Linked DNA regions of Homo sapiens: region 2 is linked to region 1. The links are chromatin contacts, found by Hi-C or POLR2A ChIA-PET in ENCODE. All regions are on one chromosome and are shown on one strand. The core of a region is the stretch at or near the end of the contact, and the rest is flanking DNA. Distances in the headings are between cores, read along the strand shown. Region 1 overlaps ARID1B (AT-rich interaction domain 1B). Region 2 overlaps ARID1B (AT-rich interaction domain 1B).

What was found. Hi-C counts contacts between places; a loop is a spot of excess contacts on that map. ChIA-PET counts read pairs that join two places held with the same protein, here RNA polymerase II (POLR2A). Pooled maps may share reads with other maps.
Region 2: a loop to region 1 is called in a map of psoas muscle, with 2.3 times the contacts of the local background. The contact joins two enhancer-like sites. A Hi-C loop is called at or near these places in 10 of 168 maps with a recorded cell type or tissue (PC-3, Right ventricle myocardium inferior, ascending aorta and 7 more) and 10 of 50 pooled maps. POLR2A ChIA-PET finds 5 or more read pairs at or near these places in 2 of 52 experiments (MCF 10A and WTC11).

What each region holds. Positions count from the first base shown.
Region 1 is chr6:157,146,614-157,153,879 of GRCh38, forward strand. ARID1B (AT-rich interaction domain 1B) reads left to right here. Exons shown (of 20, transcript NM_001374828.1): 8 at 2,011-2,338. Among named protein-coding and RNA genes, the nearest start is that of TMEM242, 170 kb to the right of the region's middle. RefSeq lists an enhancer at 3,693-4,193. Within about 2 kb of position 2,523, at least 24 of the 41 ENCODE cell types and tissues checked have a DNase peak (open chromatin) inside an H3K27ac peak, as active enhancers do; they include ascending aorta, gastrocnemius medialis and psoas muscle, where a contact is called at or near this core.
Region 2 is chr6:157,181,401-157,188,666 of GRCh38, forward strand. It overlaps ARID1B (AT-rich interaction domain 1B), which reads left to right. Exons shown (of 20, transcript NM_001374828.1): 13 at 2,831-3,035. Among named protein-coding and RNA genes, the nearest start is that of TMEM242, 140 kb to the right of the region's middle. RefSeq lists a silencer at 2,295-2,589 and enhancers at 4,542-5,042, 5,043-5,543. Within about 2 kb of position 2,996, at least 10 of the 41 ENCODE cell types and tissues checked have a DNase peak (open chromatin) inside an H3K27ac peak, as active enhancers do; they include ascending aorta, gastrocnemius medialis and psoas muscle, where a contact is called at or near this core.

The DNA of each region.
Region 1 (7,266 bases), core at 1,273-3,772:
ACACACACACATGCATACCCATACGTGCACGTGCATGCACACACACACACATACCCATGTAGATGTGAGCTTCTCGAGTGCAAGAACTGGATTGTATTTAGCTTTACGTCACCTGTGCCTAGAACAGCTTCTGGAATGTAGTAAGTGTATAGTTATGTTACATGGATGGAGAAAGGCTTCCAAAAAATAGTAAGGACTGATTGGGAAACACTAATCCATATTCCACACACACTTGTCTTTCGCATTTATGTAATTTCAACATTCAGTTATCAGGAGGCAGCACATTTTATTGGTCAAATACATGGGTCCCCGAGCCAGTTTGCTTGAGCTTCAGTACTAATCTTCTAGCTCTTGATTTTTCTCATTTGTAAATGGAGTCCTGGGGTATCTATATTTCATGTGGTTATTGGAAGAAATGAATGAATTCATTGGTGCAAAGCACTTAACCAAGTGCCCAGCACACACTGTGGTTCAGCAGCTGTTATGATTGAAGTAGTATCATGTGTACCTTTGATTTACTTGAATCTATCTACACACAATCAAAAGGTGTGAAAGGAAAGGGAAAACAACTGCCATCCCTCACCCCCGCCTCCGGCCCTGCCCTCCGTCCCTCACCTCCGACCCTGCCGTCCGTCCCCCACCCCAGCCTCCGACCCTGCCCGCCAGCCCTCACCCCCGCCTCCGACCCTGCCCTCCGTCCCTCACCTCCGCCTCCGACCCTGACCTCCGTCCCTCACCCCCGCCTCCGGCCCTGCCCGCCAGCCCTCACCCCCGCCTCCGACCCTGCCATCCGTCCCTCACCTCCGCCTCCGACCCTGACCTCCGTCCCTCACCCCCGCCTCCGGCCCTGACCTCCGTCCCTCACCTCCGCCTCCGACCCTGACCTCCGTCCCTCACCCCCGCCTCCGGCCCTGACCTCCGTCCCTCACCTCCGCCTCCGACCCTGCCCTCCGTCCCTCACCTCCGCCTCCGGCCCTGCCCGCCGTCCCCCACCCCCGCCTCCGACCCTGCCCTCCGTCCCCCACCCCAGCCTCCGACCCTGCCCGCCAGCCCTCACCCCCGCCTCCGACCCTGCCCTCCGTCCCTCACCCCCGCCTCCGACCCTGCCCTCCGTCCCTCACCTCCGCCTCCGACCCTGCCCTCCGTCCCTCACCTCCGCCTCCGGCCCTGCCCTCCGTCCCTCACCTCCGCCTCCGGCCCTGCCCGCCGTCCCCCACCCCCGCCTCCGGCCCTGCCCGCCAGCCCTCACCCCCTTCTCCGACCCTGCCCTCCGTCCCTCACCTCCGCCTCCGACCCTGCCCGCCCGCCCTCACCCTCGCCTTTGACCCTGCCCGCCAGCTCTCCTGCTGCCGTGTGCCGTGCTTGTGCTGGGACAGTTTTCCGAGATGTGGCAGCCAGCACAAACCAGCTGCTCGATCTGGTACTCAAGCAAAAAAAGAAAGAAAGAAAGAAAAATATTATTCCCAACTTAGAGGAAAACTGGGGCTCATGTCAGGTTCCCGCGTGACACCTTCCTGTGGGGTTTTAAAGGATGATTTTGACCATATGTGCATGTCGTCTTACACGTTGTCTTTTTGAGCCCTTTCACATGACTGTTGAAGGTAGCAGTGATCTAGTGGTGTGATCTCAAGAGTGGTGCTCACCATTTTGGTTAAAATATAAGAATATGTGGTGTTGAATGGATTGAGGCAGCACTCGGTGTCCCTTGCCTATTCATAGGGTTTGTTTTTTGTTTTTTTGTTTGTTTCTTTTTATGACCAGCCTGAATTTCTCTTCATCAGTGCAGTGGTCCTCTGGGGCTGTCTGTATTTGAGTCACTCTCTGAGGGCCTGGGAGTGTGCAGAGAGAGCATGTTTGAGACTGGCAGCTGCACCAGCAGCAACAGGAAGGGCCTATAACGGTCATGACTAATACTCCGTGCTGATCGCATTGTTGGACAAAAAGTATTTCCAGTGAATGTTGTCACAAGTTTAAATAAAAGGCTTTACTTTGTGTTTGCTTTTTGTTTAGGTAACTACTCCAGACCCCCAGCGTATAGTGGGGTGCCCAGTGCAAGCTACAGCGGCCCAGGGCCCGGTATGGGTATCAGTGCCAACAACCAGATGCATGGACAAGGGCCAAGCCAGCCATGTGGTGCTGTGCCCCTGGGACGAATGCCATCAGCTGGGATGCAGAACAGACCATTTCCTGGAAATATGAGCAGCATGACCCCCAGTTCTCCTGGCATGTCTCAGCAGGGAGGGCCAGGAATGGGGCCGCCAATGCCAACTGTGAACCGTAAGGCACAGGAGGCAGCCGCAGCAGTGATGCAGGCTGCTGCGAACTCAGCACAAAGCAGGTACGCCACCCAGGAGCACGCCCCGGGCAGGTACGCTGTGTGTCTACCCGTGACCACGTGACTGCGCACATAGCTGCATTGTTCCCTGGGGTCACACAGAGCAGTAGAATGTCACTGTGCTTGGCCGTTCTTTTTGTGTTAAATATATTCTGTAGCATCGAGGTCAGAGAACTAAGTGACAAACCATGTTTTATGATACATGAGGAAGGAATGTGAGCGGTGAGCACATCAGTCGTGGGAGGTGATTTGAAATGCCTGTGAATAGTCATTGCAGCAGCAAACCAGATCTGGTTGCACAGGGAAGTGTCTGCGTGGTACCAATTGAAGCAGTGACTTTTAAGCAGGAAATACGCTTAGGAACGATTTAAAATCTAAAACATTCAAAAGGAACACACTCCCCACCTTTTTTTCACCCTACCACAAGAATCTTCCTAAAATACAAACTTCGTATGTATACATACGTGTATTGTGTGTTTGTCTAAATGTATATGTGTGAGATTTATATACTTGACATTCTTATGTTATATTTTATTTTTCCAGGCATATCTATCTGTCCAAACCAAAATGTGGTTTAAAAAGCAAATATAATATTTTAGAAAGTTTGAGTTGATAAAAGGCTTTAGCTACAATTACTTACTCATTTTTAATCCCGACTTAAAAATTAATTTTGAAGTAAATACTTGACCTGGATAAAAATAACATAATTAAAAATTTATAAGGCAAAGGTGAATATGTTTTAAAAGCACATGTAAATATGTTTTAAAGCAACATACTTTGAAAGATGTGTATCTTAATGATATCTTCAGAAGCAAAGTAGAAGATTCCGATTTTTGTCAAAGGGAAGCAAAAGCTAAGGTGTGTGTGCGTGTGTGCATGTGTGTGCGTGTGTTTTTAAATGTGTCTTTTGTTACTTTTCCTCTGAAGCTGCTATCTGGGGAATGTGGGACCCCTCCAGTCTTATTGTTTTTTCCAAATAATAATAAATTTCCCTTGAGGAAATAAAATGAAAATCAATCATTATCTTTCTTTCTGTCTCCACATTACAATTACTTAAAATCTTCTGAACTCCAGCAGTCTAGCCCTCTGCCGAACCTACACAGGCTTTAGGGAATATTTTTGTAAACCTGTCTGTGAAAACTGGTTTGGCTGTTGAAATTGAAGTTCTAATTCAAGTTTAAATGAATTGTCCATTGTTGCAACTCATAAAGCGCAAGTTATTTTCTTTTTTTAAGTAGAAAGTATTTGATTGCATTTGGCACGCAGCCTTTGGAGGGACCTCAGAAGATAGCCACAGAGAGCCAGGCCTGATTTTGTGTGGTTACAAAGCTACGCGTGCCCCCTCTCTGAGTCAGTGTTTATGTCATCCTGTAGCAATCAATATATAAATACACATCCATGCATTGCCATTTTCCGTTTCTAATGCGTAGACCATTCCAAAGCCTTGCCTTCAACTTACTGCCCATTTTAGCTCACCAGGAGTTTAAATGGGGGCTGTATATCTTCTTGTTTGCTTTTACCAAAGTCAAAGCTATACTTTAAAATGGTAAATGGAGATTAGAATTGAGAATATTACTTTTCTCTGCCTGTCCCCACCCTTTCGTTGGAGGCATTTTCTGTACCCCCCACCCCTCAGGCAGCGGCAGGATGCAGGGTATTCAACTTGCCTCCATGGTCTGTAAGCCCCGCACCTATGTGTGGGGGTGACAGATATACAGGGCTCATGCTTGTGCATCAGAACAAATCCCAAGAAGCTGTTCTTCTGTTCCACTTTAGGCCACCATACATTAGGTCGCCTGCTTATCCCAGCCAGTCTGGGGCTGGCGGACGCCCCATGTTTTCTTCCCAGCACCCCAACTATGGCAACTCTCAGGCTCCCATGGTGCACCAGCCTGACCAGTACGGGTAGGTAGCAACACACCCCGACTTGCTGCGGGACCTGGGCGTTTTCTCTGAAACTGTTAACGATCGTGCCGTCTGGCCGCGAAAGGAACACCCAAACCAAGAAAGCGAAACACCTAACAGAAAATCCATCTCCAAGGGGGTTGTCCTTCTGTCCATTTTTGTTGGTGTGTTTGTTTCGTTTTCCTTTCGTATTAACAGTACTGTGGCCGTTCGGTGGAAACCCGCATGCGTCCTCAGGCCCTGTCTGTGCATGGCTTTCGGCATGGCTGCTTTCCTTCATGCCTGAGAGGGAAATAGAAACTTTGATCTGTGTCGAAGACATGATGTCACCACCTCTGGCGTCATTTCCCCCATTGTTGTCATTGTTTTGTCTAGGAACCTGTGTTGTGCAGCGCTGTTCTCATGACTATATTATCACTCCTGCTGCTACAGTGAGCGGCTGCCATACCCACCCCCAAATTAAGAGCACAGCATCTCATTTGACAAGAGACTCACTGCAGTTGAGCTGACAGGCTATTCATAGGACTTAGGAGGAGTTTCATTATATCACCACCAAGCAAATGTCTGTGCCAAAAACTTCTATTATTTTTTCTCCAGCGAGTATCAGAATATTGAAGTCACCAGGAAAATACAACAAAATAATCCAACAGATAATTTTCTGTCTAAACACAGTGTTGCCATATTATTCTCAATTTCAACACAGGAATTACATACAGCAACAAAAAGTATCTCTTCTTTCCTACTACAAAACTGTGTAATATCAGGTTCTGTCACCATGTTTAGGTTAGTAAATGCTCTTAAAGTCTATTACTATTGAGTGAATTGCTAAAAAAAATAATTATTGCTATCATCCTGGGCAGACTTAATCATGTTTGGTAGTTAGTTTTAGTAGAGACATGCCCCATCTTTGGTTAAAATCAAACAGGGAACTATCACCTAGCTTTGTTTAAACAGTAAACTTATAGAACTATGCTTTCACTACTGGTTATGAATGCCTGACAGAGCTTTTTAGTAGTTTTATATTCAGTTTACATTTATTTAGACAGAACAAATGATAATTTTGGAATCGAGAGTTCTAAAGTCTGTAAACATGGCCCTAAATGTGGACCAACAAATATAGAATCCTGTAAACATCATCCCCAAAGTGAAATAACAAATATAGAATGAGGTAAACATGGTTATTCTTGGGAAATTGGCTTTTCCTCTTTCTTACTTTCTTGTGGTACCTTCAAGGTCAATTCATGAGTCAGTAGGAAGATAACAGTCGGAGGAAGCAAGCATTCATCATCTGCAGCTAATCCATAGGATCTGTCCTTTTACCAACTCCAGAGGCCTCTTTAGACCCACAAAGCTAGTTTGACTGTGCCTTGCCAAACCACATTAAGCAGCTGTGTAAAATGAATTTAAATGGCATGCATCAGAGTGAAATCTCTTCCACTGGGGCAGAAAATCGATGTTAGCTAACCAGCACGAGGAGATCAAATCTGTATTTCAGCCAGCAGCATCCAGATAGCTTCCTTAGAGTACAACACCTCCTCCTTAATTAAAAATAAGAAAAAGAAAAATGTTGGCGTTATTCTATGTAAATCTTATAAAGCACACTTGGCAAGGGCTCATATTCATAGCCCCATGACTGTTAGCTGTGAATTTTAACTTTTATGTCTACACTATTCTTTCTAAAAAAAGAAAGAAGTTAAGTTTTATTTCTATTTTAAATCTTCCTTCTGTTCACTTCGCAATGCACATAACCTGTGTTGTGCCTTTTTTAAAAGCAGAAGCTTGAATCTGAGAAAACATGTGTATGACATGTTTTAGTGCTCTGGGTTGAGAAATCTGATTTTCAACATGCTTTTGCTTTACTTATTTAACAGCTTGTTGCAGCAAACTCGTGGTTTTGCTTTGATTTTTGTTCCCCCATTGATGGCTCTGTTAGGTTGAAGTTAGGTTGGCGATTAGAAAAGCTAGTTTGCTAAATGTTAGTTTCTCTTTGGGAGAGGAAGAAATGGCATAGTGTGGGATTCACAGAGCTTGTCAGAATGACTTCTTTCTCAAGGCACAATCCCAAAGGACCTAGAGCCCATGGAAGAATCTGAAAAGGACAAATTAATGATGAAGGTGGAGCGTGAGTGAGTGTGTGTCTGCAATTAGATAAAAACAGAATGCTCATTGTAAAAATGAAGGATTGGGGCAATTATGCTTCAGATTTTCTCAGCTGGTCAAGTATAAGATAGTAGAGAGAAAAAACATGCAAGTTTAACTGGTTAGAAACTGTTTTATTAATTTCTTTGAGAGTGACAATATGAAGGTAAAATCGACCTGCTGCATTGAATAAATTAAGAAACATAGATTAATTTTTTTTCTTTTTCACCTTTTGAGTAAATTCCTCATTTTGATCATCAGAGGATTTACAATAGAATCTGGTGAATCTTCTTGTTCACGTACTAGATTCACTGTGCAGTAATATCCAGTCATTTGAAGTTAATGGTTTATAAGTAATATCTGTACAGAACCCTCCTCCTTCTACACACTGATACCCTTTTTATCTGAAAATGCATTGTTGTGTACAGTTTTAAAGCATTGCTAGTTAAGGAATTTACTTTTGAAGATATAAGAAACAGAGAGTTGGAAATACTAGCTGATCTTACTAAAAGCCTACTTCAGGAATGGCAAATTAGTTCCATCCATCTGTAGATCAGTTCTCGTGGCTCTCTGTAGCATCATTTTGGAGGATTCTGAGCCATTACCTGAGCATAGGTGAGCCAAAGTTTGCCAGAAGCTTAGGAAGAACTTTGGCCTACCACTTCCTAAAGAGCATAGCTGTGGATCCCAGGCTAAACACAGGCTTTAATATAGCTCACTACAACCTCAAATTCCTGGGCTCAAGCAATTCTCCCACCTCAGCCTCCCAAGTAGTTGGTACTACAGGCACGTGCCACCATACCTGGCTGATTTTATCTTTACTTTTTTGTAGAGACAGAGTCTCACTATGTTGCCCAGGCTGGTCATGAACTCCTAGCCTCAAGCAA
Region 2 (7,266 bases), core at 1,746-4,245, 35 kb after region 1:
GGACCTCAGTTTCGTCATGTATACAGCGGGCCAGACTAGATTTTCCTGTAGGTTTTCTTACAGCTCCAGAATTCTCTGGAATCTGCCAGTAGTTCATAGTAAATACTCAGAAATGTTTTACAAATGACTGAATTAATTATCTGTGTCAGATATAAGTCACATTTACTGCTTCCCTCTATCCAGAACAGGTTAGCAGGAAAATTAAGTGATACTTGTCAAACCATGCCCACAATAACTGGACAGTTAGGAGGGCCATTGCTGTGACCTCCAGCGGGCTAGGCCTGAGGTGTGACAGGGGAGCTGCCTGGGGTGCAGATTTAAGGAGCTATCCACTGTGTGCTTGCTTGACTCTCAGAGTGAGTGCGTCCTGAAGTCTCATACCCCAGGCACCGGCTTTCCTCACTGTAGCCCTCGCTCCTTAATCAGGAGTCTAGTTGTAGGACCACGCCCTGTCATAGGAACAGGGAAAAGGTACTCACTGTGTAACCTTTGTCTTTCTAAATACATGAGTCACCAGCCCCAAAGCATAGATGAGAAAACTCCTGTGTAACAAAATCAAGTACAGGATGGGGTGCAGTGGCTTACACCTGTAATCCCAGCACTTTGGGAAGCCAAGGCAGGAGGATCACTTGAGGCCAGGAGTTGCAGACTAGCCTGGGGACCCCAGTAAGACTTTGTCTCCATTAAAAACTACAAAACTTAGCCGGGCGTGGTGATGCACACCTACAGTCCCAGCTGTTCAGGAGGCTGAGGTGGGAGGATCACTTGAGCCCAGGAGTTCAAGGTTACAGTAAGCTTTGATCACACTACTATACTCCAGCCTGGTTGACAGAGCAAGACCCTGTCTCAATAAAAAATAATATATTTTTTAAAAAATAGAATAATGCTGTAGCCCAGGGACACTCACAGGGTAGTTGGTGGGGCCAGGTCTGTCTGACTCCAGACACATACTCTTCCCATTTGCCACTGGTTCTGGAGTCCAGCTATGCATTAGAATGGCCTGGGCAGCTTTTCAAAGCTGTCAGTACCTGGGCTACCACCCGACATCAATGAAATGAAACCTTCTGTGCCCAAGGTAATCTAACAGGCAGTCAGAATCAGGCGCCCTGCGCCCCACCAAGGTGGCGGGGGTCACTAACTATCCAAGGGCAAGTCATCTGCCCTGCAGGTGTCACTGACGGCCTACCGTGGTCTCAGTGCTGCGTCTCGGGGGAGAAAGGGGAGGCCTTCTTTGTGCTTAGCCTTCCCACTAGGTGCCTAATCCATTCCATGGGGGAACTGAGACCTGTGACAGAAAGAATTAGAGCTTGCCCATGACGCTGCATAACCAGCTGCTAAGTCGTGTGATACCACGTGTGAGTGATGGTCAGCAAAGAGAATGATTGAGACACGCCTCTCTCTGACCTGGACTCCCTGACCTTTCCCCTCTGCACCTGGGCTCCTTTGCCTTCTGCCCCTGGACTCCCCTGACCTTTCTCCCCTGCACCTAGCCTCTTCTGACATGGATTTTTTAGAATCACCAAGACTGCTCAAACGATTAGATTTTATCAGCCAGCACAGAGTAGATAGTGTCTGGCTACTTCCTTACTGTGACTGTGTCCACAGTATATATAACCAGGCTGGGTCTGTCATGAGACTCTCCGCGGGCTTATAATGAGGGTTGCTGGAATGTAGCTGGGTTGCATCTTTGTCCCCACCCCATCATGCTGTGTACCTTGTGGGCATCAGATGTGGTTGGGAGCAGGTGCTGCCACCACACAAAGCTCAGCTCCCAGCCTTCCTTCTTAGGTCACACTGAGCAGCGCCCAGCTTGCCATTTCTGAAGTAACCTGAAGACCCACAGTTTGCAGCCCTGCATTCAGTGCCAAAAGAGGGCGGTGGGCATCTCCGGGAGCATCCACAATTTATTATACACCACCGAGTACTAAGTAAATGGACAGAAGAGCCGTGTGAGAAAGTTTGAACCCAGAAATTTAATATTTCATTAAAAACCACTGTCCCCTTACCTCCTCCCTTGCCACACAACGCAGGAGACATCAAAAGGCAAAACCTTCCCCAAGTTATTTGCAAATCCTCATGTTTCATCCATGTGTTTAACCGTTTAACCTTTCATAACCTGTTCCCAAGTGGGAATCAAAAGGTTAAAATAATGCCTCGGATCTTGACGTCACATTTCAGGAGTTCTCTTTCTTTCTCCTCCTTTTGCGACTGTGTTGTCTCCAGCCCTTTAAGCCTCCTTGAGTAAGAGCACCGCACAGGAAGGTGTGCACCTGCCCCGTCAGCAGGGCTGGTGGCCAGTGGCATCGCATCATGCTTTTTAAGTTGGGGGCCGTTGGTCCAGGGGCTCATTTGCCTTTGCACGAGGTGCTGCTTTTGCTTTTGCCTGACACCCCAAGCAGTCTTGGGGTGAGGGGATGGGTACGGCCCAGAATCACAGGCCCACTTCTGAGGGCTTGCAGCTGCTGGAATGAGCACTTTCACATCAGTGCCCAAAAACCTAACTTGGAAAATAGTGCCGTTGTTGCTTTTTAAATGTTTTGAGATGCCCTTTTTCCTTAATTGGAGGTGCAGTGGGATGAGCGTGAGGCGTTGGGAGATGTGGCGGGCAGAAGGACCTCCGAGCAGTGCTTTTTCTGTTGCCATCAGCAGGTTCCCTAATGGTTTTATAACTGTAAATGCTGCCTATGCACTGCTGAGTGGGAGTAATGAGCATTAGTTAAAAGAGGCAAATGAAGAAAAGTCAACCAAGACATTAAGTGCTTTTTTTGTCTCCTGGCTTTAAACAAGCCACTTTGTTGCAAACCAATGATCCTGCCGTGTTTTTCACTAGGTTAATAAAAACAAGAAGTGGCGTGAGCTGGCAACCAACCTAAACGTTGGCACCTCAAGCAGTGCAGCGAGCTCCCTGAAAAAGCAGTATATTCAGTACCTGTTTGCCTTTGAGTGCAAGATCGAACGTGGGGAGGAGCCCCCGCCGGAAGTCTTCAGCACCGGGGACACCAAAAAGCAGCCCAAGCTCCAGCCGCCATCTCCTGGTAAGTGGCGGCGCTGCAGTCACTGGCCCAGGAAAGCCCAGGCGCCTGGCCTGGGAGGTTCCGGGAAGGTGGTTTCACAGTCAGGCCAACAGGGAACTTGGGACTTTTGAGAGGTGGGGGGTTCCTGTGTCGTTTTGTTTATTTAATTGGACGCCCACTGGCAGTGTTAAGGGATGAGAGAATTAAATCTGGGATATGGCCATTTCTGGTTGACACTTGGAAGGCACCCCTTCTTTTGCTTTACCTTAATCAAAACAGGCTTTCGAATTCTAAGCCATATACGTTTATTGCTTATACAAGTATTCAAAAAGATTCCATCTACCTCTACACAAAATAAAGATCCCCCAGTGGCCAGTTTGAATACATGTGCACTTCTAGGAAATGCCACCCTACAGGTTCGACAGCTCGAGCTCCCCCGCCCTCTTTCGGAAATCCTCAGATTTGAACTTTAGTAAAATGAAGCCTGGGCTTCGTTTCTAATGTCCCCTACCCAGCAAGTTCTCACTTCTAGGGAATTTAACAAGCTGTCGTGGTAAGGATCCACACGGCCTTGTTTTGGAAACAGGTGGTCTTTTGCAGCCTTGTTCTGGAAGTCAGGGGTCTTAGGAATGGGTGCAGCGCTGGCCACCAACACGCTCGCAGGCCGAGCCACATCAGTGACGCCTGCTGGCTCCCTTCCCTCTCCTCCCCACTGACAGAGACCCTCCCATTCCTTTCAGCTCCCCTGCCAGCCTTCGTTCTACCGTTTGGCTTTCAGATTTGAAATGACAAAATCATATATTCTGATAAATGCAATAGTAGAGAGGGGAAGAAATTGGCACCTTAGTGCTGGGTGGTGACCTTACTCCAGTAGATCCGACCATTCTCTTATCTGTGTCTGCCTCGCAGTCAGCGACCTTCAGCACATTAGCCTCACTGTTCCTGGTCCCTGTCTATGAGATGTGGCTGCACCCACCGCTCCTGTACACAGCTTGTTCTGAGCGTGGCTGGCAGCCCATGTTTCCTGAGCACTTCCAGTGTGCTGGGCCCTTTTCTAAGTGCTATCATTTCATTTTCACATCAGCCCTGTGACATTGATACTATTTTAAAATCCATGAGAAAATGAAGGTCTCGTGGAATCTAAGTACTTGCCCAAAGCCAACTAGCTGGGGAGTAGAAGGTCTTATCTGGGGCATCTGGTGCTACAGTATACACGATACCCACCAGACACCTCTGGCTGTATTGAAAATACCTTTGTAATATGTGAAATGTTTACACATAGAAGCCAGAGAAAGAGGTCATTTCATTTTTAATGATTTCCTCTAGCTGCTGTCTGGATGGCAAAGCTGATATCCAAGGTTGCTAATCAAGGGATCTCACATAAATACGTTTTAGGCCCAAAGTGCACTTGTAGTGAATATACCTAGAATTACATCTGTAGGCTCTAAAAACAAGTAGAAATCCTCGCTAACCTCATCCTTAAAGATTCAAAGGCTTTACCAACTCAGGTGTCCCTTAAAAACTGGGAAATCTAATTTTAAAAATCTCACAACATTACATCCAGTTCACAGAGTAAAACAAGCTGCCTGTGAACAGCTCTGAAACTATTTTTCCAAAATAAAAACCCAGTGGGGCGTAGGGACCAAAGTGGTGATGTCTGTAAAGATCTAAGGGTACATTTTATTTGCCAGGAAAGAACTCGTGTCACTGAATGGGCTGCACTTGTGTATGGAGAATAGCTCTCCCAGTGTGCATCAGCTTCAGGACGGGGGCCCTGCTGAGGCGTATAGATCCTTCAGAAAGTGGAGGGCCTGTTCTCTTAACAGCCAGCCGTTCCCTTTTCCCCTTTTTTAAACTGTCATTTTTATGGCAACATTATCATTTTAACTACACAAAAGAGCTTGGATTGCAAATGGACTCCTGGTATACATTCTTCTCAGTAGTCCAGATGGAGCCGAGGGCCTGTGACACAGGAGGCAGTGGAAGGAAAGCCTCCTGGTCTCGTCCAGCCCCGAGAGCGCGTGCAGGGGGCTCCAGGCACACACAGGCGTCTGGGGGTCGCAGGCAGAGGCACCCTGGTCTTCAGAAGCCTCTCGATTCACTGCCACCCACACAGCAGGTGGCCTCTCCGATTCCAGTCCCATCATTAGGGAAAGTGTCTGGAAACATTTTTGTTGTTAAAGGAAAATAAAATTATTCCCAACTATTGGCCATGTTAGAGTCTCATTTATTACAAGATTTTTAAACACAAATTTACGGTAAAAATGTATGTTCTTTGAAGTCACTTTTTCCTGGAAGAACATAATTATAGTTTATTTTTTACCAGCACATTCAGGCGAACTAAACTAAAAGATTCTGAAGAAACATTTTAGATTTTTTTTCACCCAATGGTTGCTCTGAACCAGCTAAAATCCTAAGTCTTTTGACTGTATTCTAAGAGCACTCTAAGTCATCTGTCTCTAGTCAGGTTTCAATTTGGGGTGCTAATACAGCTCTAGGCTTCAATTCTGTCAGCCTCTGGGAGGCATAAGCCCCTTGGCCCCTGGGGCTGCACCCCACATATCACTGCCAAGTGGCTGTGTGGCTTCTCACACCGGATGTCTGGGTTCCTGTCTTCCAGCCACCAGAGCAAGTCAGTGATTGAGACTCCCAGGTGAACCAAGGCAAGGCCATGGGGTGTGGTTTGTGTCTTTAAGGTGCCAGTGGCGATCTTGTTATAAAGCATCTAGAAAAGGTTGTGGGGGAGTTCCAATGAGCGCTGTAGGAAGCACCTCCCCAGCCTGTAAGCTGGAGATGGGGAGGGGAATGGAAGGGACCAGGCTGGGAGAAGTGGGGCAGGGGTGGGGCATGGAGCTCCACATTCGGTTAATAAGTCTGTAACCAAAAACCCATCCATCTTGGCTGGCAGGTGGCTGACTGAATTTCTATTATTAGCTGACAGGTGATGTCACAAAACCTGTCATGGATCCAACTAGGGAATCCTCAGTGGAAGATAAATGAGAAAGGGACTCAGGTTATAAACAGAGGTGCCCTCTGGTTGACCTCTAGTCACTGTAGACCTGGGACATATCAGCTATTCCTTCTCCCCACCCTACTTCGCTCAACCCCGCCAGAACTAGGGCACCAGGTTCGTGCCGGGTAAATTATCTTCCCAGCTAGGAGCCTGGCCATGCTGTCTGAAGTGTGTGAATGTACTTAACCTTCAGTAACCTTTCCATTGTTTACTTTAGAGTATACATTTGTAGCTTCTGGCAAAAGGTAGGGATGTCCTAGAGAGCCTGCCAGCCTCCTCTATTAATGGAGTTACAAGAGGTTGCATTCATTTTTTTTTTTTCCATGAAAGGAAAGGAAAAAAAAAACACTGGCAAGGGAGATTTTTCCTTTTTTTTTTTATTAGCTATAAATGTGAATACTTGTAAATAAGGGTCTTTCTGAAATCAAGCCTTGCAAGTGATGTTTCCAAGGAGGCTGTCGGCTGGAGCGGAGCCTGCCTGAATTTCGAAAGCAAGTCATTTCTCTTCTGCAGCACTAGGCGGGCAACCATGTCTGCAGGATTATTACCCTTTTATATCTGCAAAAGACGGCTTTCTTCCTTTACTCCAATATACCTTTTTAACATGTGTTTCCAGGGTTTTACGCAAATTTGGTTTGTAAGTATGAGTGAATACATTTTTCTTTTAAAATACCTACAATAAGTGTCAATCTTCTCTGTATAACAAACCCCCATGACATGCGTTTACCTATGTAACAAACCTGCACATCCTGCACATGTACCCCTCAACTTAAAGTTTAAAAAAAAAAAAGTAAATAAAAACTTTTTTAAAAAAGTCAGTCTTTGTGGCATCTCTGAGAACTTCTCTAAGTCATTCAGTGCAGGGCTCACAGGGACGGATGTTACGCAGTGTTCAGCTCTGTTGGCCAGCGTTCATTCCAACCCAGGCCAGAGGCTGGGCAGACCTCATCTGGCTAGGAATGTCTCTGTCTAGCTGAGGCTTTCCGAGTAGAAATAATGTACTCATTTTGATTTCTGACTCCTTCCCAGTGTCCTCTGTAACCTCTCGTGGTTTGTTTCACCTCCATTGCCACTAGAGTAAAATGTGAATAATGGTAGTTGTAGTGAGCCTTGGGAACGTCATAGGAAAGGCATTCTACACAATAACATGGAAAACGTTATTCACAAGCAGCAGTAATCCTGCCATTTGTTCGGGGGGTTCTGCACGTTTTTATCAGAAACTCCATGAGGGCAGGGGTT